Regions from separate parts of the Homo sapiens genome. Here region 1 is linked to region 2. Evidence: read pairs that join two places in POLR2A ChIA-PET (ENCODE). Cell type or tissue: CD4-positive, alpha-beta T cell. All regions are shown on one strand.

Region 1 (2,500 bases), 600 kb after region 2:
GTATCAGCAGTGCATTGTTTCAAGATTCCTTGGCCAGGCGTGGGGGCTCACGCCTATAATCTCAGCAATTTGGGTGGATAAGGCGGGTGGATAATTTGAGATCAGGAATTCGAGACCAGCCTGGGCAACGTAGTGAAACCTCATCTCTACGAAAAATACAAAGATTAGGCTGGATGCCGTGGCTCACACCTATAATCCCAGCACTGTGGGAGGCCAAGGTGGGCGGATCACCTGAGTTCAGGAGTTCGAGACCAGCCTGGCCAACATGGTGAAACCCCGTCTCTACTAAAAATACAAAAAAATTAGCCGAAAGTGGTGGCATGCGGCTGTAATTCCACCTACTCAGGAGGCTGAGGCAGGAGGATTGCTTGAACCTGGGAGGTAGAGGTTGCAGTGAGCTGAGATCACGCCACTGCACTCCAGCCTGGGTGACAGAGCGAGACTCCATCTTGAAAATAAATAAGAATTTTTTAGGAAAGTTACTGTGAAGGCTAAGTTGTAACTACAAGGTTGGAGTGAAATCAGATTGGAGGGGTGCTGTTTGATACCCTTAATAGCCAAGCATCTGTCTCTGCTCTAGAGGTGCACCTCCCCAAGATATCCTATAATTTGCTGGTCAGAACATATTTTTCCTCTTTGGAATTAAAAAAAAAAAAAAAGATTTCATGTTGTCTGTCTTTCTATTGAGAAGGTCTCTTAGAATCCATTGATTAGACCAGTAGCTTTTGGTAGTACCATGATGTTTCCATTTGACTTTTCAAACATTTTTCAGCTGACCATTACCAGCTTTGTTGGGGGTAAACTCAAGAGAGTTACATCTTTTACACATTGATTTTTCCAGATTTTGCAAATGTCACTATAAATGGATAATATTTTCTAATTGGGAGTTGTGGCAGGGGTAGTTATTACTGTTTTTTGCTTGTTCGTGCTATTTTTTACTTTGTTACTAATTGTATTTTTTCCAATTCCAGGCCATTTCATAATTCTGAATCATGTCTGATAACGGAGAACTGGAAGATAAGCCTCCAGCACCTCCTGTGCGAATGAGCAGCACCATCTTTAGCACTGGAGGCAAAGACCCTTTGTCAGCCAATCACAGTTTGAAACCTTTGCCCTCTGTTCCAGAAGAGAAAAAGCCCAGGCATAAAATCATCTCCATATTCTCAGGCACAGAGAAAGGTAAATAGCGCTTCTGGCTTTCAGAGTCTCAGCATTGGTTTATTATTGTATGTTACCCATGTTGATAACTTTTATGGTGAGAACATTAAAACAGATCATGAAAACAATCGGTGCTAATATACAGGCACTATTAAAAAGACTAGTTTATTTTAAATTGTGATTTTTAAAAGAATAAAATGTAAATTTGTTTCTCACCCTGCTTGTTATGGCCAATGAATTTCTATATTCATCTCCTTTGTTTTCTGAGACCTTGGCCATATTTTAATGAGATTTGTGACACTTGAGGGAGACCTGCTATTATAAGAATGGTGAGATAGGGCCCACAGTCCCCTGTCTGAAATCCCTGGAGCCAACTGTGTTTTGGAATTAAGAGTTTTTGTGATTCTTGAGTAGTAAATACTGTCTTTTACCAGGTGTTCTATAATGCCCTCAGAAGTGTCGGAGGCAGCCTCAGTACTCACAGACTGATGTGTCCTCAGCAAAATATATGTCTAGTTCAGGGTTTCTCAACCTCAACACTATTGACATCTTGGAGCCAAATAATTTGTTGTTGCAGGGACCTATCCCCTGGGGGCAAAATTACTCCAATTAAGAATCACTGGGCCAGACACAGTGGCTCGTGCCTGTAATCCCAGCTACTTGGGAGGCTGAGGCAGGAGAATCACTTGAATACGGGAGGTGGAGGTTACAGTGAGCCAAGATCGTGGCACCGCACTCCAGCCTGGGGAACAGGGTGAGACTCTCTCAAAAAAAAAAAAAAAAAGTGTACGTATATATATGTGTATATAAAACATCCTTGTACCTACCACCCAGCCTAGAATTTTATCAGTACCTCTGAAGTCCCCATCTGCTATACCCCATCCTAACCTTCTCTTCGTCCCCAATATCCACCATTCTGCATTTTTATTGTAATTTTATAACATATCTAGTCACCCTCAAATATGTATGGTTTAGGCATGCCTGTTTGGGAACCTTTTATGAATGGAATTATGCTGTCTGCATTTTTTCCACATACTTTTCACTCAGCTTTATGCTTTTGAGACTTGTTGATGTATGTGGTGTAGTTTGTTCACTTTCACTGCTGTGTATTGCTACACTGTAAATATACTGCAGTTTATTTGGCCAGTCTCCTATCTGTAGACATTTGGGTTGTTTTCATGAATAGTGTTGCTATGGATAATGTTGAATGTACATCTTACTGGGTGTAGGGCAAAGCTTCTCAAACTTCAGGTGATCTGTTAGTTTAGTTCTTGAATTGCTAATTAGAATCACCTGGGAAGCTTAATAAATCTGTGTTCAAACTCCATTTCATTCCAGTTGA
Region 2 (2,500 bases):
CTGGGACCACAGGTATGTGCCACCATGCCTGACTAATTTTTGTGCTTTTTGTAGAGATGAGTTCTCACTGTGTTGCCCAGGGTGGTCTCAAACTCCTGGGCTCAAGCGATCTTCCTGCCTCAGCCTCCCAAATTGCTGGGATTACAGGCATGAGCCAACACACCCAGCCCGAAGGAACTGCCATTCTTTTTATCTTTGCCAATCTGATGGTTATAGAATGGTATTTCCTAGTGGCTTTATTTTGCGTTTTCTTTATTTCTAATAAAGTTAAGCATCTTTTACATGTTGATGGACAATGTATATTTCCTGTTTTGCAAAACACCTGGTCGGGTTTTCCTGGTCTTTTTTCTTATTTATTTCTAGGAGTTCTTTATGTACTCTGGACTCTGATCCTGCATTGGTCTTTCTAAAGCTTTATTCGTCGCATCCTCTGATGAACAGAGCTTTTCTTTTTTCTTTTCCCTTTTAAAATTAGTAGAATTTATTCATCTTTTTCTTAACAATTAGTGCTTTCAAGAAATTCTTTGTACCCCCAAGGTCAAGAGATATTATCCTATACTCGCTTTGTAAGGGTTGGTATTCTGCCTGTCAGGTCGTTAATGGACCTGGCATTGATTTTGGAGCCTGCTGTGTAGTCAGATCTAAACTGGGAAAGGAACAATTGCCTGCTTTTCTCACAGGGGCGTTCTGAAGCTCAAAGGAGAAAATGCGTGTGAAAGTGTCCAGAACTGTGAAACAATGTACAAGTAAGAGAGTCTGCGATGCTGATTTGCTGGAGGGTGACAAAGCCGTTTAAGAGAAGGCTGCTTTGGCCTTTGATTTGCTAATCAGTTGGTAGCGTCATAGGCTGCCAGTAGGCCAGGCAGAAACCCAACCTCCATTCTGCCTCCGGAGGCTGGAGAACACAGCCAAAAAGACCAGCTGAAGCATGTGGTCTTTGCAGGAAAGTAAGTTCCAGTGGCACTGCTGGGGCTGGCCCCGTCCACCCACACTGTTCACTCCATCTGCCACCTGACATTAGCAAATTAGGCTGCAAATACAGCCCTGAGTCATAGAGAAAAGATGAAATTACACTCAGGAAACTCTGCTCACTGAAGTGCATGAGTAACAGGATGCAGAAAGACACCCATTAAAAGCGGCTAAAAACGAGTCAGGTGCTCCAAGGCAGCCTGCTGCACACCCCAACACGCGGGCAGGCTCCGCCCCAGCTCCAACTCCACCTGGAGGGGCAACACGCACCCATTATACGAGCCACACGGGGGCCCCAGCAACTGGCCCAGACAAGGCTGCAGAGCCCACTCAGGGTGGAACCCCCTTTAGCGAACTGGAAGGTTCCATGACGGGGCTGCGGGGAAGGAAGCCGACTCGTGGGGAGTTAGCTGAGCTGCCGGAGGAAACTGACAAAATCAAACGCACCCTTTGGCCTGCACAAGGCGATATTGTTGGTTCTCCCTGAAGCACATCCTGGCCAGGAGACAGAGCTTAGGCCAGCCCCCGGGCCAGGTGCCTGCTACCCAGACCTGTGATCCTAGCCAAAAGTCTCTGAGTTCTGGATGTCCACACTGGGAAGGGAGAGCAGCGAGGGAAGGGTTACCAAAGGGGCCTGAGGAGACATTCGGGGGTGACAGATTGTCAGCATCTTTTTGTTTGGTTTTTCTTTTAAGCGATGGGGGCGGGGGGTGGGGGGGGGTCTCACTATGTTGCTGAGGCTGGTCTCGAACTCCTGGCCTCAAGCAATCCTCCTGCCTCAGCCCCCGAGTAACTGGAATTCAAGACGTCAGCCACGGCCCCCAGCTTAGCTTCAGCATCTTGATTGCAGTGGTGGCTTCACAGATGTATACATATGTCAGAACTTATCAAATTGTATATTTTCAATATCTATTTTAGACAATTAGATCTCAATAAGGCTGTTTAAAAATTACAGAATGGTGTGATGGCGACTTTTACTAAATATGCATGTTGACAGCAAGAGGAACGACTAGAAGGAGGTCCCCAGATGTTAACAGTGCTTAGTTCTGGGCTGTGGGATTACAGAGGATTTTACTTTTCCTCTTTGTGTTTTTCTGTACTTTAAAAAATTTCTGAAATATATGTGTTTTACTTTTTTTTTTTTTTTAAGATGGAATCTTGCTCTGTCGCCCGGAGTGGAGTGCAGTGGCGCGATCTTGGCTCATTGCAACATCTGCCTCCTGGGTTCAAGCAATTCTCCTGCCTCAGTCTCTCAAGTAGCTGGGATTACAGGCATGTGCCACCACACCTAGCTAATTTTTGTATTTTTAATAGAGACAAGGTCTCGCCACGTTAGCCAGGCTGGTCTCGAACTCCTCACCTCAGGTGATCCATCCACCTCGGCCTCCCAAAGTGCTGGGATTACAGGCGTGGGCCAATGCGACCAGCCGTGTTTTACTTGTATAAATCAGGAAAAAAAAAAGTATCTATTTCAAAATAAAAGCAAACTTTAGGTCGCAGGGGTCTTCTGAAGGTCGGCAGCCATGACCTC

The links. ChIA-PET counts read pairs that join two places held together with the same protein. Peaks named below come from ENCODE experiments on the same cell type or tissue, not always from the same donor. Only the 100,000 strongest peaks of a DNase experiment are listed, where the experiment ranks them.
Region 1: POLR2A ChIA-PET joins it to region 2 with 10 read pairs; 2 of 35 experiments call an interaction of 5 or more read pairs at or near these places.

Annotation. Positions count from the first base shown.
Region 1 is chr3:196,781,655-196,784,154 of GRCh38, forward strand. It overlaps PAK2 (p21 (RAC1) activated kinase 2), which reads left to right. Exons shown (of 15, transcript NM_002577.4): 2 at 972-1,179. The coding sequence starts at 993. Among named protein-coding and RNA genes, the nearest start is that of PAK2, 43 kb to the left of the region's middle. In CD4-positive, alpha-beta T cell, no CTCF peak of the experiment used is centred here; no DNase peak of the experiment used is centred here.
Region 2 is chr3:196,178,776-196,181,275 of GRCh38, forward strand. No RefSeq gene overlaps it. Among named protein-coding and RNA genes, the nearest start is that of ZDHHC19, 31 kb to the right of the region's middle. RefSeq lists an enhancer at 1,013-1,212. In CD4-positive, alpha-beta T cell, no CTCF peak of the experiment used is centred here; DNase peaks (open chromatin) are centred at 846 and 1,186; H3K4me3 peaks cover 1,199 bases; H3K27ac peaks cover 2,355 bases.